Regions from separate parts of the Mus musculus genome. Here regions 1 and 2 are each linked to region 3. The links are chromatin loops, found by intact Hi-C in ENCODE. Cell type or tissue: left cerebral cortex. All regions are shown on one strand.

What was found. A loop is a pair of places that touch in the nucleus more often than their neighbours do. Peaks named below come from ENCODE experiments on the same cell type or tissue, not always from the same donor. Only the 100,000 strongest peaks of a DNase experiment are listed, where the experiment ranks them.
Region 1: it touches region 3 in a loop (4-fold over the local background); 18 of 42 quality-filtered maps call a loop at or near these places.
Region 2: it touches region 3 in a loop (4-fold over the local background); 8 of 42 quality-filtered maps call a loop at or near these places.

What each region holds. Positions count from the first base shown.
Region 1 is chr11:32,585,048-32,593,047 of GRCm38, forward strand. Stk10 (serine/threonine kinase 10) reads left to right here. Exons shown (of 19, transcript NM_009288.2): 5 at 2,266-2,338; 6 at 3,709-3,903; 7 at 4,363-4,444. Among named protein-coding and RNA genes, the nearest start is that of Fbxw11, 54 kb to the right of the region's middle. In left cerebral cortex, CTCF peaks have their summits at 3,525 (motif pointing left), 6,628 (motif pointing left) and 7,707 (motif pointing left); DNase peaks (open chromatin) are centred at 2,442, 3,539, 6,960 and 7,648.
Region 2 is chr11:32,398,082-32,406,081 of GRCm38, forward strand. Sh3pxd2b (SH3 and PX domains 2B) reads left to right here. Exons shown (of 13, transcript NM_177364.4): 7 at 5,780-5,914. Among named protein-coding and RNA genes, the nearest start is that of Ubtd2, 53 kb to the right of the region's middle. In left cerebral cortex, no CTCF peak of the experiment used is centred here; DNase peaks (open chromatin) are centred at 566 and 4,853; H3K27ac peaks cover 906 bases.
Region 3 is chr11:32,338,048-32,346,047 of GRCm38, forward strand. No RefSeq gene overlaps it. Among named protein-coding and RNA genes, the nearest start is that of Sh3pxd2b, 5.8 kb to the right of the region's middle. In left cerebral cortex, CTCF peaks have their summits at 3,259 (motif pointing left) and 4,969; DNase peaks (open chromatin) are centred at 1,440, 2,639, 3,203, 4,308 and 1 more place; H3K27ac peaks cover 2,033 bases.

The DNA.
Region 1 (8,000 bases), 250 kb after region 3:
GGTCTCAACTAGTGTTTTCCCAGGAGACAGGAGACATGTCCTGCCCATGGTGAGTGTTTGTGGGAAAACAGACTCCCAGGTATCCAGGCTGACCTAGCTGGAAGCAAAACCTAATCCCCATTCTTACCAGGAGCCCTCGAGGGGCCACTCTCCCCCTGTGTCTGAATCTCACCCCTAGCAGCCCTGGTCCTGTACCTTTTCTCTGGTCAACACACACGCACGCACATGCACACACATGCACGTGTACCTGTGACCAGTCTTCACTCTGGGGCTTAGGGATCTGATTCATGGCCACTCCCAGGAGAGGCTTGCTCACCTCAGTCTCTTAAGGCCTCAGGTTCTCAGGGTAGGCCTGCCCTCGGGAGTAGCGAGGTGCTCCTGTTTGGAGTCTTCTGTATGGAGACTCATGCTGGCCTAAGCTGGGAGTGGAGTCATTTTGTAAATGTAAATTTGATCCTCAGGACAGCCCCGAACTGAGCTCTAAAGGACCAAGGGTCAGCATCCCTGTGTCACAGAGAGGAAGCCATCACTGGGTGTCACAGTGCTTGTGGCTCTCTGTCTAGTTTATTCCACCCTGGCCCCCCAACCGTCCTCTGTGTAGTTTCCTGTGCCTGGACAGACAGCTCCATGCTGTGACCTTCGATCGCTTGAAAAGCCCCCTAGACTTTTAGGGACCTCGATCCAGGACAAACTGGGGATTGTAGATTTAGTGATAACAAGGGTGTGAGGACTATCCACTTCTGCAGTGAGTGTGTGATTTTATAAATGTGGCTTGGAGTGGAATCAGCATGAGAGGTGGGAGAAGGGAGTGGCTCAGGAGAGGGAGTCGGGTCGTAGGGCTGGCTCCATGGGTAAAGGCACTTGCTGCCAAGCCTGGCCACCCGTGCTCCATTCCTGGAATTCACATAGTGGACAAAGAAAACTGACTCCCACAAGTTCTCCCCTGACCTCTCTATATGTGAACCCCTAGCACAGGCACCAGGTTGTAGTTTAGTAGTGAGTAAGCAGGAAAGGGGTGAACACCATATCGAATTATAAAAACAGAACCGGAAGCAATCAGGTGTGACCCACCAGACCCCAGCTTCTCACTTGCTTAGCTCAGCTTCGAGGTTCTGTGCTCAGGGACTGCGTGAAGAGCCACGCCTTCTTCAAGAGGGAAGGGGAAATGGGTCATGTGCATAGAGAAGGGTCTGTAGTGCATGTGAATAATTTATAAGTGCCCTACAGACTCCCCTGCAGGCAGCCTGCAGGGAGGCATTCCCTTTCTGTTGAGGTCTCCCTTTCCAACAACTACTTTACCTTGTGTCAAGTTGACGTGAGACTAGCCAGCACCTGGTAGCTCTGGATATGCCTTGGATGGGACTGGAATCTGATAAGGTGAAATTAGGAGCCACCAAAAAGAAAAGAAAAAGACAAAGCCAAGCGATTACAGATAATAACTTTAAAAAGGTTTGTTTGTGTATTTATTTATTTTTTTTTCCGAGACAGGGTTTCTCTGTGTAGCCCAGGGTTTCTCTGGCTGTCCTGGAACTCACTCTGTAGACCAGGCTGGCCACGAACTCAGAAATCCGCCTGTCTCTGCCTCCCAAGTGCTGGGATTAAAGGCGTGCGCCACCACTGCCTGGCACAAAGGTCTATTTTTTAAATGACAGTTATGTAATTCTGGTTGCCACTGTGTATTTGAACAGCACACTGATGAGTATTGCAGTTGTTTGTACTTAGTGTTATTTTGTAGATTCTTAATTGGATTTATAGATTACTGGGCCGGGCGCTGGAGAGATGGCTCAGCGGGTAAGAACACTGACTGCTCTTCCAGAGGTCCTGAGTTCAAATTCCAGCAACCACATGGTGGCTCACAACCATCTGTAATGAAATCTAATGCCGTCCTCTTGTGTGTCTGAAGACAGCTACAGTGTAGTTATATATAATAAATAAATAAATCTTTAAAAACAATGAAGTATATCTTAAAATAACTATTCTGTTTGTTGAATATCAACAGTTGAAAATATTAAAATCATGTTCTACAAAAAAAAATCTTTTAAAAAAAAGAGATTACTATATCAAATGAGCCTGGCCCTTTTTTTTTTTTTAAGACAGGGTCTCACAAACAAACAAACAAACAAAAAGTCCCCAAGCATGCTTGCCTCATCCCCGAGTCCCGAAATTGTGTTCCTGAGTCCACACCACACCAAGGACTTTACCCAAAGGGTGTGGGTGGGGAAGACTCCCTCGACCATGACTTTATCTTAGGGTTTTGTCTTGCAGCTGATTTTGGTGTGTCTGCCAAGAATCTGAAAACTCTGCAAAAGCGAGACTCCTTCATAGGGACACCTTACTGGTGAGTCGTGGGGCCTCTGGGGACATAGCAAGCCTAACACCCCGTGGTTAGTTGCCTCTGGGTGGATTGTGTGTGGGGCACGCGGTGCCAGTTCAGAGCCCTTAGTCAGCCGCTCAAACTGTGTGTGTCTAGCATCTGCTTCTCTTCTGGGTACTCCTGCGCCTAGCACAAGTGGCTTAGCTTCCCCACGCCCTCGTCTGTAAACTGGGGTTACAGTGGAAAGCACCCCACTAATAAACTAAACCGGATTCCTGAAAAGGTGCTTCAGCTCTTGGTTCGTCTAACACTTGTACTGAGTTTAGGGTGCTGGCTATGGGCGGGGTACATGAGAACAATGTAAATTCACTTCCTGTCCTCATGAGAAATCTCCCTGGGCCTCTCTTACGCCTGTTGTGTCTTGTCCTTTTTCAAAACTCTAACTTAAAATAAAAACCACCTATGAGAAGAGGGCTCTCTTGTAGAGGAAGACACCTGAAGTCTTGCTTTGGCCTCAGCCTGCAGATGTGTGGAGCTGGGCCCCACCTTCCCACACCTGCAGTGCATCCATTCAGGCTCAGGCATCCAATCTCCGGCTTATGCATCCAGGCTCAGGCTCAGACATCCAGGCTTAGGCTGCAGGAATCCAGGCTCAGGCTGCAGGCATCCAGGCTCAGGCTGCAGGCATCCAGGCTTAGGCATCCAGCCTCAGGCTGCAGGCATCCAGGCTCAGGCATCCAGCCTCAGGCATCCAGGCTGCAGGCATCCAGGCTCAGGTTGCAGGCATCCAGGCATCCAGGCTCAGGCTGCAGGAATCCAGCCTCAGGCTGCAGGAATCCAGCCTCAGGCATCCAGGCTGCAGGCATCCAGGCTCAGGCTGCAGGCATCCAGGCTGCAGGCATCCAGGTGGCACCCCAAGCCCAAGCTCTCACTCAGTTTCACACCTGATTACTTTGTGTTCTGTTTTTACAACTGGCCATGGTGTTCAGCCCCTTCCTTGCTTGCTTACTACTCTTAACTCTTTCTCTCCCACCCCTCCCGTTATTCCTTTCTCTTCTCTCCCATCCCCCTTTCTCTCTGTGATGTCCTGTTCTGTCTACCCCACTGTCCTACCTTGTTTGTTTTTTGCTGGAACCTTCGCCCCTCTGCCCTCACCCACCTGCCCCTTCCCCAGGACTCTGTTCTGGATGGCTGCTGCCACCTTGTGGCGGGCTCCAGGAACTGCAGCGGGCCGAGACCCTTGAGGAAGACAATAGGATGCCAGTAATTCAAATCATGGCTTCAAATACTGCCAAACCTCCAGTGTGGTGCTGGTGGTGTTCGAGACGCTGAAGCTACGAGCGGCATCCTCAGGGGCCCAATTCTTAGCCCTTATTGTTCCTTGGTTGGCTCAGGATGGCCCCTGAGGTGGTGCTGTGTGAAACCATGAAGGACGCCCCCTATGACTACAAGGCTGACATCTGGTCCTTGGGCATCACGCTGATCGAGATGGCGCAGATCGAGCCCCCACACCACGAGCTCAACCCCATGCGGGTCCTGCTCAAGATTGCCAAGTCGGACCCTCCTACCCTGCTTACACCCTCCAAGTGGTAAGGAGAGCTGTGTAATCCTGGAGGGTCGGAAGCCACTCCAGAGACGTGTGGTGCTGGGTCTGCGTGTGCACAGTGGACTCTAAAGTCGGGGATGGGGGGAACGGAGGAGAGGGCCACCTCCAGGCCTTTCTGAACTGCCCTCCTGAACTATACAAAACCTTAGACACGAGAGCAAGGCCAGTTAGCCAGGACGAGATCCCGTTATGTCCCGGAACATATTGAATAGGATCAGAGCCCAATCAGCCACATGGCCAGGCTGGGAATGGGGACTTAGGTTTAGATTCTGACACTGCCATGCTCATTCCCATCCTGCTTATGTTCCTTTTAGACGTCTGTGTCCTGGACAGTGGTGTGCATGATAAGAAGGCTGTCCCATGGACCCTGTCTCCACACACCCAGCCCTGGGCGTGCGGTGCCCGGGCTGTGGCTCACTCCTTACTTACGCCTGTCCTCCAGGTCTGTGGAGTTCCGAGACTTTCTGAAGATAGCCTTGGATAAGAACCCAGAAACCCGGCCCAGTGCTGCACAGCTGCTGCAGGTGAGGGAGATTCGTTGCATTGTTCCTCAGAGGCACCGGCAAGGTCAAGTTCTTAGCCGGCTGTGAGGTACGGTGCCCAATGTGAGGAATGCTCCATGTGTCCGGTGAACTCAGATGTGGTGGCTCACACCTCTAAGTCCAGCACCTGGGACAGACACAAGGTTTTGCATAGAGGCAAGAGGATCACTGCAAGTTTAAGGCCAGCCAGGAGCTTAGCAAGTTCCAGGCCAGCCAGAGCTGTTATGTAGAGAGACCCTTTCTCAAAAAGAAAAACAAAACAGAAGTGGATCCATCGCATGGGAGATTCTGACTTTCCTTCCACACTTCTGGTTCAAAATCAAATGTGTGGCCTTCCTCAAGGCCCACTTTCAGCATGGCGTGTTTGTTTGGGAGACGGAGCTGCTGTAAGGTGCAAAGGCCCCAAGCCTCTTGGGACCGGTTGCTTCCTGTAAATGGCACCTCCCGTGCCAGGGTATCCGGCCTGCCTGACATGGTCAGGGCAGAGACCAGCTGTCACCCGGAGCCTTGGCAGGAGCCAGGAATTCCACTTCCTAGCTGAAGCAGTGTCTGCCAGGGGATTCTCAGTGCGCAGTGGAAGAGCACAGGGCAGAGGGGGCGGGAGGAGGTCTGCCTCAGTTTACCCAGGTGCCCTCAAATGGGCTGGGGCTTCTCCAGTACCTCTTAAAATGTAGGGTGGGAGGGATACAGGGGTCTGCCAGACCTGAGGACAGTGGGCTCAAAGGGGAAGTCCTTGCCCAAGGTCATCTGGTTGGAATGGCAGCTTGGGGCACATCTTGGCTGTGGGCACCTCAGCCCTGTATCTGCTAATCCCTGTCCTTTTGTATCCTGTGTGGCCAAGCCACCGAAACTTACTAGAGCTGGTGGCTCAGTCATTCGTCTGCACAATTGTCCCTGGCCAGTGTCCTGCTGCAGTTGGTAACCTGGATCTGAAATTAGGGAGGGGTGTGAGGAGTTCCCTCTGTGCCTCCGTTTCTCCCTTGGTCGGGTAGGTAGCCAGGAAGTCTGTGTGTGGCGGACCCTGCTCACTAACAGTTCAGCGGCAGTTTTCATGGATTGGAGGTAGCAGGGAGCTCAGGATTGTCACTCATCATGCCGGGGCTAGCACCTTCTTTCTTGACAACTCCCACTCCCACCCTCACCCCTACCCCCACCCCCACAGCCAACGGCTCACTCCCTGTCTGCCGTGTTCACCTAGCACAATTGATGACTGTGGTGAGCTCTGGGCTCTCTGTTCCTTCTGTTTGCTGGAATGATCACAGCCAGCCTGTGGGGGCCCCTGGCTTCGTGCCTCAAGTTCAGTCCCTGAACTTGACCTGACCCCAGACCTTTGTCTCTGCATATCTCTGGATGCTCAGAGCCACTTGAGCCTCAGCCCCCTCCTCAGGTGCATTCTGCAATGGCTGCCCATCTCGTCCCTGGCAGCCTGGCACTCTCTCTCATTCTCCACCCCTCTCTCATCATGAGTACGATTCCCTCTGCCTTCAGAACAGGCCCAGAATGCACCACCTCCATGCGGCCACTCTCGGAGCTGCCTCGCCATTCACTCAGATAATGGCTACCTTACTGGTTCTGCCACTCCCCGAGTCAAACTCTGTAAACAGATTCCAGTCTTCCCTCTAAACAGAGCCCTCGTTAGCATGGCTAGTACTTGCCCTTCTTGCTGCAGAGACAACACCCAGTAAAAGGATCGTAGAGGAGGGATTCATTTCTGGCTCCTTGTTGTGGAGGATCTCAGTCCATCATGGTGGGCCAGGCTACTGGTCAGGTGTGTGGTGTTATTTTGAAAGCTGTGGAACCCTTAGGGGTACAGCATGGCTGGGATACTAGAGGCGTCCCTTGAAAGGGACACCCATTTATGGTGCCACTCTCTGACTCTAGCTGCCATGCAAACAGCTCCCTATGTGCTGCCACAGCCAAGACCAGAGGCGCCTCCAGCACAAGGTCACACAGCTGTCAGGGACAGCTCCTGTCCTCATTCTAGTGACTTGGCCACTCTGGAAGCTGCTTTTAATAAGTGGAGGAAAGGAAAAAAAAAGTCCAAAGCAGGGATGGAGAGATGGTTTAGTGGTTAAGAGCACTGGTCTCTTATCTAGAGGACGCAGGTTCAATTCCTGGCGCTCACAGGATAGCTCACAACTGTCTATAACCCCAGTCCCATAGGATCCATTGCCCTCTTCTGGCCTCTACAGCCACTGCATGTGCATAGTGCACACACAACACCTGTACTCGTAGAACAGAAATAAAGTTTTTTAAAATAATAATTAAGAAGAAAAAGGAACCGAGGAACGCAGAAACAAAGAGAAGGGGGCAGGCGGCAGGTGAGGAGAGCTTACTTTGATCTGAGCATCGCCCCTTAGTGGCTTCTCAGCACAAAGAGAGAAAATCAGCCTTGGAAAGGACATGTGTTTCATGACAGCAGAGATCCTGGCCGAAGAGAGGTGCCAGTTGGCACACTGCACACTGCCTCCTCCACACTGGCATCTTGGAGCCCTCAGCAGAGCTGGCTCTGAGCAGCCATCCCTCCTCCTGGAGGGGTAGACAATGAGGCAGCTCTGATCCACCCTTCTGCAGAGTCATGAATGCCTGGGGCAGCATAGGGAATGTTTGCCCGGTGTTTGGCCATTCTGGGAGGTTTCTGGGTCCAGCTCTCTGAGGGACCTCAGCATCTGAGTTGGGTGGAAAGCCTTCTCTACAGCCCCAACTAGAGGCGGTAGGTTGAGGCGGCAGTCCTCCCTGCCTAGTCCTTGTCTCTCAGAGCTTAAACACAAATCATGGCCCAGTCAGCCTTGGCAGGGCTGCTTACACACCAACTACCTGCCCTGGGCCCCTTGCAGGGAGCTGCCCTGCTTAACTGGGCCTCCGTGAACGGCTGTCCTCCCTCCTGTCTCTTCCCAGGGACCTTGAGCTCCATATAGGCAGAGCAGATGGCTCCCTTCAAGGGCTACTAATCTGATCAATATGCAGGATGCCTTGGCGAAACCTTGTACTCTGAGAACCCTGGCCTGCACTGCTGGTTTGTGCCACGTCTGCCTTAGCTGGTGCAGAGCAGTGTCCTGTGGTGTCCTGCTCAGGTCACCGTGTTACAGGTTTTAGACACTCTGGGCATCTTGGCTCTTCTCATCATTCCCAGAGAGCTATGTTCTGGTAGAGGAATGGCAGGGGGTGTGACGAGGCTGCCCAGATTGTTCTGCTCCTGACGTGGCACTGGTGATGGCAGTCAGTAATGGTGGCGCCATCTGTTGGGCAATGATAGTGATTATAATGATGGGGTTATGGTGGTGGTGATGGTACTAATGGTGATTATGATGGTGTTGTTGGTAGTAATGATGCTGTTTTGAATACTCACTATAGAGCACACAGAACACCTTAACTGTTATCCCTACTTTGCAGATAAGCAAACTACAGTGCAGAGAGGCTCTCTTGACTTGCCCAGGTTGTCTGTGAGAGCTGGGGTTTAATCCCAGGTGGCTTTGGCTTCCGTCACCTTGTCAGCACACTTAACCCTACACATCCCAGTGACCCATTGGTTAATTCT
Region 2 (8,000 bases), 60 kb after region 3:
CACACACCACACATACACACACATACACATAACACACATACACACACTTATACACATACCATACACATATACCACATACATACACATACCACACATACATATATATACACATACACACCACACACATATACACAGGCACACACATACCTCATACTCACCATGCACGAGATGCTCTTTATAGGATTGTCAAAGGGTCTATAATAATAGATGTAAAACCCTTCAATAGTGCTATCTAGTTGATGCTGTTCAATTATCCCTCCTATGACTCAAGCCTGTAGATGTCCCCGTTAGCACTCCGTCCACACTTCAGGCCTGTGCTCTCCCTCTCCTCCTGGGAGCAGGCCTAGGTCAGTTTAGTCTGATCATGGCAGAAAGTGAGGATAGAAACCATACCTCATCCCTCTTTCCTCCACCCCAGCCTGCTTTGCTTTGCTCTCTGACTACATCTGGCTCTCCTTTGGGGTTTAGTGGTCACTGGCCACACTGTGGCATCCTGCTAAAGCTGCAACTGGTTCTCAGCCAGGATAATGACACATTTCTTTTCTTAGCAAAGATTAGTGAGCAGCTGCCGCTCTGGGCTGGTCATGGAGTTTCTGGCTTTGCTTATGCAGAGACTCCCCTGGAAGGAGCTGGGGAGAAGGAGAAGGGAGAGAGAAGAGACAGCTCTGGTTGGTGAAAATAAGAGTGTCCAGTTGGAGCAGGCTTGATGAGGGATCTGTCTGGGAAAGTGAACAGAGGCTCTAATTTGTGGTGACCGTGGTTGATATCACTCACCTGCCGTGATGGGGCCAGGTTTATTTATAGCCCCACTGGCTGGAACTCGGCGCCTTCTTTTATTCAGAGTCAGAACCCTCCATAGGCTCCTTGTTTATCTGACTGGTGGACACTGCCTTGATTTTAGAGCCGGTTTTCTTGACTGAATTTAAGAGAGATTTAAATTAAAAACAGACCTTACCCCTGCATTTTCAATACCAAACCTTGGATGGGAGAAGGCTTGTCTGTCCCCAGCACTGCCCAGTCACAGCCAACTGGCTCCTGCAGACTTGACTTATGTGGTCCCAAATCCTGCTCATCCCACAGGGGGAAAAAAAATCTCACCACAATTAAGAAGGTTGTCTGAAGGCTTGCAAGAACATTTCTTCTTGATTTTTGCTTATTTTCACAATCTTCCAACAAGCCTGGCAATTTAGTGAGCTTATGGAAGGAAAAGTCTCACTTTGGCTTTAGTCAACATTTTAAAAATTCAAGACATATCATCAGAAAGAGAAAACACCTAACTCAAAAGTTTCTCTGGTACAATAGGCAACTATGTGGCTTAAGAATGCTTTTTAGCATTAATGACAGAATAACTCTTCTACTATTCATTCCTGTGGGCTATGTAACATAGCCTAGAGGATTTGGGGGAGGAGGGGGTTGTTCATTTGTTTGTTTTTGTGGTTTTTCGAAAGAGGCTTTGTCTGTGTAGTCCTGGCTCTCCTGGAACTCACTCTGTAGACCAGGGTGGCCTCAAACTCAGAGATATGCCTGCTTCTGCCTCTCACGTGTTGGGATTAAAGGCATGAGCTACTAATGCCCAACTAGGAATCTTTTGGTTGCCTCTGTGGCAATATCTAGAACCTATTTGCCTTGAGAGAGATGTTCCTGGTACCATGCATAATGGGGCTTAGTTGCAATATCACACTCCACCGCTAGCGTCTCTATGTCGCACCTAATGGTCTGAAGCCTCATTATTATTTGTTTTTTAGATTTATTTATTTATTTTGTGTATGTGAGTACACTGTTGCTCTCTTCAAACAAACCAGAGGAGGACATTGGATCCCATTACAGATGGTTGTGAGCCACCATGTGGTTTCTGGGATTCGAACTCAGGATCCCTGGAAGAGCACTCAGTGCTCTTAACTGCTGAGCCATCTCTCCAGCCCCCTAAAGCCTCATTTAAGCCTCCTGTCTAATCACCTGAAACCATACATTTTGTCACCAGTGTTGATAAGTGGGGTATTCTGAGTAAAATGTGCACAACTTGTCCTGGAAGCAACACTTGGAAGCAGTTCCCTGCTCTTACCTCTGAAGCATGTCTCAGTAAAGGGACTATAGCCTAAAGCCCCAAACCCGAGCCCTGAGCCCTGTGCTCTGCTGAGCTCTGCTCATGTAACCAAAGGCCAGCACTCTGCCCTCTGCTTCGTATCTCATGGTTTCCGATTCTGTCACTCAGTATTTACTGTGTGTTTGGCAGTGCTAGTCCCCACGGACCTAGACAAGAAGTCATTAAATCCAAGTTTTAAAATATTCCATTTGGGTTTTTATTGAGCTCCATTGGGTTCCATTCGTGGTCTAGATCATGAATTGACAAACTTTTTCTAAAGGGCCAAATAATATATAGATAATTCACACATTACAGGTCATATGCAGTCTGTCACCAACAATAATATTATAGTATTCACCTTTCCTCCTCCTCTTCCTCTTTCTCCTTTTCTTCCTCCTTACCCACAAACACTTTAAAAACACTTCAGAGTAGATGGGATCACCTGACGCCCTTGTAGAGGACCCAGGGTGAGTTCCCAGGACCCACACTGTGGCTCAGAACCAGTTCCAGGGATCCGACGCCCTCTTCTGACCTGCAAGCATCAGGCAGGCATTTGATTCACACACATATAGGCAAATACTCATACACATTAATTAATTAATTTTTTAGAAGCCTGCAAACCAGAGGATTCCTGCTAGAACACAGATACCTAAACCACAGCAGGGAAACATACACAGGGAGACAGGGAAATGCATGGAGTTGATTTTTTTTTTTTTAAGTAACATGGAGAGGCCAAAGGGATGGCTCAGTAGTTAAGAGCACTTGTGCTCTTGCTGAAGGACCAAGCTCAGTTTCCAGCACTCACACCAGGCTGCCCACAGCTGCATGTAACTTTAGCGCTGGGTGGTCCTCTGACTTCCATGGGAGTCAGCCGGTGTGTGCACATACCCACACATTTACACACAACTCAAATTGATCTTTAAAATATAGTTTTAATTAAAAAGCAAACCAGAAAGGAACAAAAGTTGCAGAGGCAATGCCAGGCTGTCAGAGGGGTCAACGCAGGTGCCCTTGAGGAAAGGATCCAGGGATGCCAACGGCTGGTGAAGACTGTCTCTCGAAAAGAGAACAGCATGTGCTTCAAGCTCTGAGAAATAGGGAGCGCTAAGGCTGCTGGCTCAACATGGCTAGGTAAGGCATACAAACGTGAGGTAGATTTGGCTGCTGGTGACAGAAACTTCTAAAGGATTATAGCTGAAACGATTCAATAGTGTTTATTAGTTCAAACACAAAAGATAGCTGAGCTTGGCGTAGCATTTGATGGTAAAGGATCAGGGGCCTACCTTACAGCTTTGCCATACGGGCCAGTGTTCTCAAGGTTACCTTCTGGTCCAAGATGGCTGCTGGAGCACCAGCCATCACATTCCCATTGAGGCCAGGAGAAATGAACAGGTGAAGCAGGGCAAGCCTCTTTCCATAAGAACATCAAGCAGTTGTACATACCTCTGTTTAGACCCACAAACTGATTCTAAATCTCATACTATTCCCAAGTGGAAAGGTGTTTTCCCAAATGTTCAATGTAGCCAGCCTCAGATCAGCAGTCTTGTTAGTGTAGAATAATAAGAACAGGAGATAAGTTTCCCTTCTGCCCTCTGGAGTGGGGTGTGGGGATGTGTTCTCACTGGTTACCAGGCAGATCAAGCAGAGCTTTGCAGGCACTGGGCATTTCTTATGTGAGGTGAGAGCCACAATAGCAGAGCATTGCCTGTGGAGGATGATCGAACCAAGTGATTGTCTACCTGAAGACTCGTGAACAATATGGTGGATTGAGGCTGGCATCAAAGACCAATCAGGAAATCAAGACAAGGTGGCTCCCATTAGCATGAGGGTTTTCTGGCCCTCAAGCAGGCTCTACTCCGTGTGGACTCTGGTTTGTGCTGTTGAACATAAAAGAATCCTTATTTGCAGTGGCTAAGAACTCCAGAGAGCCAGCACCTTAGACTTGTTGACCCCTTGCATTATCGGGTCCTACAGTAGCAGAACTTGCCTGGTTAACCTGGTGGGAAGTTCTCTCCAGTAGGGTCAGACCACCAGCCTATGTAGCTGTCTGGCTTTGGTGGACTGTTGAACTGTGAGAAGGTAGTTAAAGACAGAGAGCTAGAAAGAGTGATAATAGACTCTGAGAAATATAAAGAAAGGACACATCGTGACTAGATTCTGTGGTGGACCTAGAAACTGCTAAGGAAAGAAAGCCGGATGACCTCAGACATTACCTTCTTCCCTATCTATCTATGGTCCGCCATCCATTTCCAAGCCCGGGTGGGGAGCCCGTGGACACGTCACTTACTATCTTCAGTGTGTTTATATCTGTAACAGGCAGTGCCCACCTCAAGCACAATGATACCAGAAAGGTTTGCAATGGTTTGCAGCCCATGGGGGTGAAGGACATTCTTTTCCAGGCTCTCTCCCGTCTAGCCTTCTTTGCCACCTACATCCTGCATCTCTCCTCTCCCCTCATCCTGCCCAGTGGAGACTCGGGTGCAGGTGGTTAGGGTATACCCTGATCATATGCCTTCTTAGAAGGGTCAATGACCAGAACCTGCTCACAGAGCCAAGAAGCAGGCACACACACACACACACACACACACACACACACACACACACACACGTCACGCTGCCTCCTTCTCTTTGACGTCTCTGAACGGAGATGTTCCTTTTAAGTCTTCTGTGGAGTGTCTTTGTGAGCATGCCCATCTGTCTTAGTGGGCAGCAGGGCTTCACAGCTCCAGGGTGTGACGCACACACTGCTCACCAGGGAAGCAGGCTGCCTGGAAACTCTTCCCACACTTTCCCCTCCTGGGACCACTGCCCAGCTCCAATGCCACGATTTCCTCTTGCCTAACGACTTCACACCCTCAGTCTGGGTGCTCTCCCCCTTACCAGCCTCTGCCTCTCTGCACATGACAGCCAGAGACACTTGTCCAGCTGTACATCCTGCCATTCCCTGCCTTAATTCAAGATTTAAAAATCCAAACTTACCAAGTCCTCGGCCTCAGACCAATGCTTTCCTTGGGGACTTCTCTCACTACCTTGCCTACTACCTGGCAGAACTCTGCCTCCCAACCTCATTCTACTCCTGAAGGCTCCCAGGCCTTCTCTATCATAGAGGAGCCCAATCCTCCTTGACTCCCAGGACACCTTCCCTCATGGGTCTCTGCTTTCTGCTTAGGAAGTCTTGCTGACCACTCATTTAGTACAGTGTTGCCTTTCCTGTTCATTCTCTGCCATCCTGGGTATCCATGCTAATATAATTTGATCTCTTGTTCGTATGTATGTATACACATATCTCTCATTGTTTATCTCCCCCATTTCCTTGAGTTATTTGAAGCTGGAAGGAATCCATTTCATCTATTTTTGTGTCAACAAAAGTATGTAGAGCATCACGGTTGACCTATGAGTTCGTAGGTGGGCTTAGGATGAAGTTGGATGGATGAGACAGGCTGGGTGGTGACCTCAAGCTAATTTAAACCATCCCCTTGAGCTCCCCAAAGGCAGCCAGCTTCTGGGCATACGCCTCATCTTACTTACTTGGAACCTCTTGGTACCCCACCCCCCCCAGTGCTCTTGGTAAACATTAGTGCCTGAGTAAGAAAATGAATGAGAGGATACAAGGATAAAGAGTTGGGGCATGAGACAAATCCTGTAACAAAGACTGTTGGGGCTAATGGGATGTTTGGTGGCATTTGCTGTCCTCAGGGAATGACCCGACCTCAGTGGACCCTATGGTCCTGGAGCAGTATGTGGTAGTGGCAGACTATCAGAAGCAGGAGAGCTCAGAGATCAGCCTCAGTGTGGGCCAAGTAGTGGACATCATTGAGAAGAATGAGTCAGGTAAGGACCTGGACCACCTTTCCCGTACCCTGAACTATATCACCCCCAGAGCCACTGAGGGCTCATGGCCACTGTCTCAGGAGCCTGCTGGACTGGGTGTTGCCGTTGTTTGAGGCCTGCTCCCATAAACAGTGCTGGTTTTCAAATACTTATGGACAGAGTCGAGCGCTCCTTTGAGAATTTTCTGTGTTAATTTTCCTTGGGAATCCCCAAGAAAGCTGCAGATCTGAGAGAGGAGTCCCATAGAGACTGACTATCAAAAACAAATTAGAAGAAACTCTTCAGAGAAGATGGGCATCTGCCTGTCTCTCAACCCACCTGTCATCCTAGGGCCACTGGCCACATCCACCCACGGTGAGATGATTAAGACAGGGAACCTGGATGCCACCAGGACTCTACACAGCACATTAGTTTTGTCTTCTACAGGACACAGAAGACTGTCAGGGAACTCTCAAAAGAGTAAATGATAGGAAGGGCACCTAAACCTGAATGTGGCACACAACATGTGCTCCAGAAAATACAGGTTTCCATCCCTGCTGCTGAGCAACCATCACACCATGCAGGGAAAGCACGGGGTGAGCAGCCCCTCTCTCCAAGGGTTCCCAGTAGCTCATCATTTTGTTAGGGGCCTTCATGCTTTCAGGACCATTGTCAAGGATACAGTAGAGGATACCGGTGAAGGGATGGATGCACAGGCAGGTTGTGGGAGATTCACTGTGCTTCCAAGGTCTGTGATAGCCCAGTGGCCAGTTAAGTCCACATAGCTGTGGGAGGACAGTGCTTCCAGTATCCTTCAAGTTACATTACTATTATTCATGTGAATCATGAGATCAGCATTAGTCAAGCAGACGCTAACTGTGCAATCTAGGGATAGTCCCTGCTTCCAAGAATACCGGAAGACAGTGTTTCCGGCATCCTCCAGGTCAGGTCACCATTAGTCAGGAGGCTGGTGGTAGCCAACAAACCTCCATAATTATGCAATCTAAAAGCCATTAGCTTTGATGACCTGGAAGGAAGGAAGGATTACTCTGATGTCATCTCAGTATCCTGTGCTCTGACTCTTTCAAGGTGACTTCTGTGACAGTAAAAGATGTGATGGTTTTTTCCCACAGCAGGCAGCACTCCCTTATGGAGTGGAAATTGTCTGTCAGGGCAATTCTGTTCTGACACTGCACACCTAGCGGTGTGTTGGGTCCCCTAGGCTGTCTTTCAGGCCATCCCTCAATGCCTCAGCCAGGTGCAAACCAGCTGTTCTGCCTGCCCTTCCTACAGCTAGCTGTCAAGCATGGTCTGCAGGCCCCTCTCTTGAACTATTAAGTTGCTCACATGATCAAGGAAAACAGGCTTTCAGGGTCCTCGCCAAGGATGCAGTAAAGGATACAGGTGAAGGGATGGATACACAGGCAGGTTGTAGGAGAGGCACTGTGCTTCCACAGTCTCTGTGGATGCTGCCTTGCAGGAATTTCTGTGCTCAGCAAGCTCTCCAGACCCCTGGAGTTCTCAGCAATTTCATTGCAGAGGCACAATTGACAGCTGTGTTGACCTGTGACTAAATAAAAGGGGTCAGATCAAATGCTAATAGGCAGTGAGGAAGCCAGCCAGGCCTGCTTAGCCAGGCTCTTTTTTTTTTTTTGGCCTCTGAGTTTATTTCAGAGTATGGGGTAGGAACTCTTCCAAAATGGAATTTTATAATCTATTATCAAAGTGGGTCAGATAATTTAATTTCTTTATAGCCAGGGGGTCCGAGGTGGAAAAGATTAGAACCTATTTTTAGCTTCCATGACTTCCCTTGGGAGAGGGAAATCCTCGCTTCCATGCCTGCCTTGAGTAGAAAAGGCAAATGCAAGGGGCAGGCAGGAGGAGGACACAGAGCCACTGCATCCCAGTCTCCTGAGGCCTAAAGTGCCCCAGTTGTATTCCAGACACTTAAGTCACGAGAGCTATGGGACTAGTGACCCACGATGACAACTGGAAAATATATGTCCCTGTGCTGTCACCGAACGAACAAGACTCCAAGTGACTCACTATTTGCCCCCAGGTCTCTACAGAGCTAGATTTCTGTTGTTCTTAAGTCTGTATTGTTTTC
Region 3 (8,000 bases):
CTCTGGGCCAGGATTTAAATAATTTTCTACTCCATGTGAGCAATAGGCTCAAAGAACTAGACCCAGGTTCCATATTTCTAAGAGGCATGGGTTAGAACCAGATCAAACCATCATGATATTTTTGGCAAGGGTGGGTGCTGGCCAACAAGAGTATAAAGCTCAGCTTCCTCAGCTGGAACTGTTCAGTGAGATGCTGCTGCAGAGCAATCAAACATGAGGAAGAAGTTCAGCTCCACAGAGCACAGACGGGAAGGTGATGGCCTAATGGTCATGTGATGGGAGGGCAGTCTAAGTCCTCTGCCGGTCTGATGGTCCTGTGCTAGGAAGGCAGCCTAAGTCCTCTGCTGGTCTGATGGTCCTGTGCTAGGAAGGCAGCCTAAGTCCTCTGCTGGTCTGATGGTCCTGTGCTAGGAAGGCAGCCTAAGTCCTCTGCTGGTCTGATGGTCCTGTGCTAGGAAGGCAGCCTAAGTCCTCTGCTAGTCTTTGACTTTGCCACGCTTGAGATTCTAGTTTGGTTGGACCAAGCATTCTGAGGCCTGCTTCCCTGAGGCTGAGTCAGTAGTAGGCAAGGCTGCCCGTCCACGTGGGTGAGGAGGACACTGATGACCAAGACCTGGACATCACAGTCACCCAGCATGATCATCAACCCAAGCTCCATCTACATCCCTGTCTCTGTGTCATTCACTGAACTTAACACATCAATTGAGACTCTTAGTCTCAGGGTCATGGATTCGAGCCCACAGTGGGCACCAAATACCACTAGACTGTCTCTGTCTACTCACCAGCTCTCAAATAATGACACACAGAGTCTTACATTTGCTTATGAATGCTAGGCCTTATAGTGTATGCTGTTTCCCAAGTAGCTCGTATAACTTAATTAGCCTGTTTATTCTAATCTACCATCTGCCACGTGGCCCATTACCTCTCCTTCAGTCCTGGCACCTGTTCCTTCCTCTGTGTCTGGCTTGTGACTCCCCCATGCCTGATTTCTTTCCAGGAGTATCTACCTCTGCCCAGATTTCCCACCTTTCATCTTCTGCCCTGCTATACACATTCAGCTCTCTATTAAACCAGTCAGAAGAATGTTTACAAAATACTAAGGCAGGTGATGTTTCATAAGAATAACAGTACAAAGTCCAGATAGTACTCAGCTCTCTGCTGGTACAGAAATCAACATCTGAATGATACCAAGATAACCTTTACACCATGCATAAGAAGATTACCCCAACAAGTCTCCAGCAACAGCAACAGCACGCTTGCACAGTGTCCACCCAGCTCTTAGCAGGGTAACATGAGACAGACCCAGGACCACGGTTTCTTCAACAGTCCCTTTCCTTCCTCAGGATATCCACCCACACTTCCAGAGCTGGGCTGTCTCAGGGTCAGGCTGTCTGCTGCCAGAACTCTTGGGCCAGAGCCCAACACCACCTCCCAGTCTCTCTTCCCTATGATACTACTCCTACTTGGGGATCTCCTGAATCTTCAATGCCTGCTTGCTCAGCTACCACCCATCCTCTTCCTCTTTCCAATAGCAGATTCTCAGGAGGCGAACCTATTGAACAGCAGTCTTAAAGAGCTGTGGCCAAGGTTTCATATTACTGAGGGTCATGAATTGGCCATCTGGCTCAGAGACACATGCTGGGGTTCAGTGTCACCCTGGCCACCTACAGCATGCCTTGTCCACTTTTATTTTGTCTCTAATGGTGACTCTCTATGGGTGAGACATGTCCCCTGTTTGTCACTTGTTACTAATTGACTGCCTTCCCTGTTAGAATATGAAAGAAAAAAAATCCCTACCTGTTGTGCTTGTTTCTCTCTCCCAAGCATCTTGTTCAGTACTTGACGGGTATTAAGTTCTCAAGTATTATGTTGTCAAGTGAATGATGAATAAATGGCTCAAGTGAATGAATGAATGGGCTCCCAGAGCCACCTGCACTTTTAAACCATGCTCTTCTGCAGTGTAGCTGAGTAGACAAGGCTGAACCATAGTACGCATAGCCCATAAGGCAACCACAGAGTTAGGTTGTCCTGGGAATGTCTAGAGTGGGAGGCACTGAGGAACAATTACAAAACAGTAACAGTTGCTCCTTGGGGGACTGTTTCACGGACCACCTGGAGAGGTGGCCATCTTGTCTGCAGAAGAGCCACTCAATGGCAGGTGATGCTCACCATTAAACAGTTACATTTTGCTGCAGTGTCTCCCACTTCTGTAAAGGAGACACTGGCCACCAGGTTTAGCCTCTCAGTGGCCTTTGGAGTCTGTGTTCATTGAACTGAAATGTAACTCAAAATGTTTTTTGCTAACAATATGATCGTTACCTGTCCACATCTGTATTTATCCACTCATTTGGTAAATATCTACCAATCAGCTGCCGTGGCTGACCACTCTGAGAAGACCCCCTGTTCTCCTCACAGGAAAGGCAGTGCCCATTTATTCAAGGTTCTTTTCTAGGGCCTGTGGGACTGGGCTGAACTGGGGATAATAGCAAGGGAGATGCCTGACCATCTTCATGTAGGTACATTTTGCTGGAGAGTCATATATGAAGAGATGGCGGCAATGCCAAGAGCTCTGAAGAAAATGCGTGTGGGAGGTGACGGAGGCTGCATTAGGAAAGTCTGCAGAAGGAGAAGACTAAAGCTTTAAAGACAGGAAAAGCATTTCCGAGCAGTGAACAGCATGTATAAAGGGATCCATTTCATGAAACAGAGAGAAGCCAGAGCGGGTGTAGGAAGGTGTGACAGAGGAGGGAACTAGATGAGGTCAGCAGGTCTCTGAAACCAGATTCTGCTAATCCCTAAGAATCTGCTCTAAGAATCTTGGTGACTTTATCCTACGTGCAGCAGGAAGTCACTGGGACATTTAAGCAATGGGAGAATGGGGGTGAGGAATGCAATCTGATTTTTATTGGCTAAACACGCTCCTGACTGAGAATAGAGAGCAGGCTCTGAAACCACTGGTCAGCGGAGGGAGGGAGATATGATATCAGGAAGACTCCCACGCCTGTCCTCAAAGGAAGCTTTGTTTCTTCTCAGAGGCCGCCAGAGATGTTTGAGTTCACATCTCAGCAAAGCATGCTCCTGTGCTGTGACCCTAGGCACCATCTCTTAGCTCCTGTTTTCTCACTGAAAGGAGAAAATTAATGCGCTGAAGATGTGCTGGGCTCACTGTGGCTTGGATAGGTCTGTGAGCTGGAAGCATGACTCCCAACAAGGCAGTGTCCATAAGAGTGAGTCGCGCGGAAGGGCGCCACCTGCAGGAGAGATTGATGTAGTGCTCCAACCTGGTTAGTTCTCTCCAGGGCAACTTATCCTATACAAAAGCATGATGTTCATCCCAAGTCTTCCTGGATGCCCATCTCATCAACAATCTGTTCTGCGGACTTCCACTATTGTAATGCTGCTCATCACAATGTCCTCACTAGACGTCACAGGGGGCCACCTGACCTTGGACCTTTCACTTTCCAAACTATGAACCAAACCAACCTCATTTCTTTATACTGCACCTAGCCTCTAACTTCCTGTTGTATATGGACCAGTATAGGGATGTTAGAAACACAGTTGACTATAGAATTTACATTGTTATAGATGACAGCTAGCTGGTGCACAGTAACAGTTACATCTCTTTATAAAGTGGGGGGAAGGTGGACAACGTGAGATGGGAAGACAAGAAAGCAGCACAGAGGGGGTTAGTCATGGCAGCCTTGGACACCAATTACACTGAAGAACATCTGTGGATAGGGGCATCCCAGGAAGACTTCTGGGCACGAGAAGATTGTAAACAGTGCTCCCTTTAAGGAAATAAAACTTGGCCACAGGAAAGATGGAGATGATGGAAGAGAAGCTTCAGGGTCTCTCCCTGTTGCTTGGACCACATAGCCTCCTGTCATCCCATGAGGCTCTCCCTGCATGGGGATTCTACTTAAGCCAGCTTCCTCTAGGCATGGTTTGCTTGTACGAGGACCACAAGCCTTCATGGGTGTTGTTCTTGTGATGAGCATCCCTACGAACACAAGCATACAGACTGCACCTCAGAGAGATCCTCTCTGAACCTTCTCCATCCAACTGTGTCCTAGAAAAGAGCTCAGTTCCCTCCCCGAAGCTGCTGCTGAAAAGGCAACAAAAAGCAGGCTTCAGCCTCCCTGGCCTGATTGTCTTCAGTCTAGGGACTGGGAGAAGTGCAGCCTGCCAGCTTTACAGACGTCAGAATCTCGGAAGGACCAGGAGCTCATTCAAGCTTGAAGAGATGCCCCTCCAGAACGTGCTCCTTCCTGTATGATCCTGCCGTGTGGAACACAGCACTCCATCAGCTCCAGCAGGGCTGTTCTGTGCTCTGCAGCACTTGAGTTTGCAAAATGCCTTCTGGACCAGGGATCTGGAACAGTGAGAGCTAAAGCTGGAGTCTAAGCTCTATCCCTGGCTTCTGCAGACCTAAATCAAGGGCAATACTCTACTCCCAAATGCCTCTGTGAGACAGAAAAGCAGAGAAGTCCGCCTAGAGGCTGGTTTGTCACTAGCAAGGGCACATTGGTCAAGCATCCAGTCTTGCCTATCACAGAAGCATCACTCAGAAACGCTCTGCAAGTCTCTGCAGGCAGCTGGAAGTTTTTAAACAAGTGAAGTCAATCTGGCTCCTAGGAAGCTTTGAGCCTGGTGTGTGTGTGTGTGTGTGTGTGTGTGTGTGTGTTGAATATGTGAATGCATGGGAATGTGCACACACCCATGTAGAGGCAGTCTGCATCCCTCAGGTCTGAGTCTAGTCCTATAAACAGACACTTAGTAGATGATGATGATGGAGATGGAGATGATGATGATGATGGAGATAACCATGGTGCTGAGAAGCAGTTCACTACCACACCAGCCTGCAGAGGGCGCCCTCAGTGCATGCTTACACCAGCCTGCAGGGGGCACCATGGAGACTGTGTGCCAATCAGCAAACCACAGATGGCTATGAAATAGGGCAACTGTCTAGGTATAGCCTTTCCCTAAAGAAGATCTTTTTCTCCTTTTCTGTTAAGATATATTTTGTGTGTGTGTGAATGCAGGTGCCTACAGTGGACAGAAGAGGGCGCCAGATCCTCTGGAGCTGGAGTTTCAGGTTATGAGCCATCCCTGATGACTGCAGGGAACCAGACTCATGTTGTCTGCAAGAGCAACAAGAGGGAAGAAAGAAAGAAAGAAAGAAAGAAAGAAAGAAAGAAAGAAAGAAAGAAAGAAAGAAAGAAAGAAAGAAAGAAAGAAAGAAAGAAAGAAAGGAAGGAAGGAAGGAAGGAAGGAAGGAAGGAAGGAAGAAAGAAAGAAAGAAAGAAAGAAAGAAAGGGAGGGAGGAAGGAAGGGAAGGAAAGGAGGGAGGGAGGGAGAGAGAACATTTTAAAGAAGAAAACTGAGGAGTTGGCTGCACAATAAGAACAGGTTTATTTCAGAGAAAACCTGAGAAGGCCTTTGTGATGGTGTGTATATGCCCAGCCTAGGGAGTGGCAATATTAGAAGGTGTGGAGCGGGTGTGGCCTTGTTGGAGTAGGTGTGTCACTGTGGGTGTGGGCTATGGACTATAAAACACTCCTCCTAGCTGCTTAGAAGCCAATATTCTGCTAGCAGCCTTCAGATGAAGATGTAGAACTCTCAGCTCCTCCTGCACCATGCCTGCCTGATTGCTGCCATGCTCCCACCATGATGATAATGCACTGAACCTCTGAACCTGTAAGCCAGCCCCAATTAAATGTCCTTTATAAGAGTTGCCTTAGTCATGGTGTCTGTTCACAGCAGTAAAACCCTAAGGCAGACCCCATAAGAGAAGGTGGGATAATAAACCTCTCTCACAGGCTAAGTATTATGCCAGAACGGGAAGAGCCCGAAGTCCAGTTGGCCGGTGGTGTTAAGGGTTAAACTGGGATGTACAGGAATGATGTTAAGGGTATTGGCTTGGTAAACTGAAAGCTTAAGGTTGGGAGGGCGTTGCCTCCCAGAGCTGCTCTTGTTGGCTCAATGTTCATTGGCTTCTGTGCATATGTACACTAGTGCAGGCGTGTCACAACCCGTGTATGGAGGGCAGAGGACAGCTTCAGAGAATTCTCTACTTCCACCACAGGATTTCCAGAGGTCAAACGCAGGTCATCAGTCTTGTCAACAAGCATCTTTACCCTCGGAGCTTCCTCGCCGACCTCCCCCTCCCTTTGATTTTTGTATGTTGCTCTAAGTAGTTTTCTGTTTCTATGATAAAACACCATGACCAAAACCAAATTGGAGTGGAAGGGATTTGTTTCATCTTCCAACTCACAGGTTAACCATCACTGAGAGAAGTCAGGGCAGACTGAAGCAGAGCCATGAAGGAACACTGGTCACTGGCTAGCTCCCCTGCCTTGCCTTTCTGATGCAACCAAGGCCCATCTGACTAGGGAATGGCACTGCCCACAGTGGGCTGGGTCCTCTTTATCCATTAGCTGTTAAGAAACTGTGCTACAGCCATGTGCACAGGCCAATCTGATGGAGGTAATTCTTCAGGTGAGATTCTCTCTTCCCAGGTGTCTAGGTTTTGAGTCAAGTGGACACACTCTAACTATGACATGTGTGGTGTCTCCCTGTATGTCTAGATGTGTGAGAGTGCTCTTGCCTGTGTGAACATTGGAGTCCAGAGGTCCACATGTTTTTTTTTTCTTCTGTTCCTCTCTCCATTATTTTTTGAGACCGGTTCTCTCACTGAATCTGAAGCTCACATACTTGCTAAACTGGCTGGCTAGCAAACCACTAGGACCTGTCTGTCTCATGTCCCCTGCCTCAGTGGAAAGCTGACAGATATGAGCCACGGCACTCAGTTTTATATATGATGATTAGAGATCTAAACTCAGGTTTTTATGCTTGCTCAATAAGTGCTCTACCCCTGAGCCATCTCCCCAGCACCAAAAGAGAGAGGTGACTGGTCGGGAATGAGGCTGAACATGTGAGCAGGAGCTAAAAGAGGTTCAGGGTAAGAAAAAACATGGATGGAGTTTGGGCAACACCAAGATTAAAGTTGAACCTGAGACTTAATGAGATTTAAGGGAGAGTTTAGCTGTTATCAGTTTACCTGGTAGAAAAATCACAACAATACAGATACTGTCCATGAGATACCTCCCTCAGACAAGCCTCTGAGACTGTGGCTGTTCTCATGCCACCTGTGGATAAGAAGACCAAGGTACTTGCCCAATCTCATGCCCTGTTAGGCACAGATTGATGGCTGAACACAAAGTCTGGAGTCAGACTCTCTGCAAATGTCATGTCATCTCAGCAACGTCATCACAGGGAAGTACCTGTCTGTTTACACCTCCTCAACCTCCCCATCGGCAAACAGGAAGGATGACTTGTAACTCCCAGGGCTATGAGACCCTAGTAAGACAAGACCCTAGTAAGTAAAGTGCCAGGCCAGCCCCAAGCTCACAGACAGACCTCAACAAATACTGTTAGGCTGATAGCTGGGCTGGAGCAAGCTTAGGACTAAGTGAGATTTCCCTCCCACTTGATTCACAACAGCAAGAGAAAAGCACTAACCCCCTTGTAAAATTCAGCAGAGTTTAAACAGCAGAGGTCTTTTTCCTGTCATTAATCATTGGGGAAAAGCAAATAAAAGCTACAGTGAGTCACTCCTGACACCATTGAGATGGCGTGGTCAAGAACAATAGAAGAAGCAGTAAGTAAGGGGCAGGGGGGAGTGTTTGGAAAAAGCTGGGCCTCTTGTGCGCTGCTGATAGACTGGAGAGATGGCTGAGTGGTTAAGAGCATGGACTGCTCTTCCAGAGGTCCGGAGTTCAATTCCCAGCAACCACATGGTGACTCATGACCATCTGTAATGGGATCTAATGCTTGCTTCCAGCACACAGGTGTACATGAGATAGAGCCTTCCTATATATAAAATAAGTAAACAAAATTGCCACCAGGAAGACAGGCATGCAGCGCCACAAAAGAATGAGCAAATCCAGGTAGAATTACCATGCAATCCAGAACATACTCTAAAGAACTACTGAGTAAGG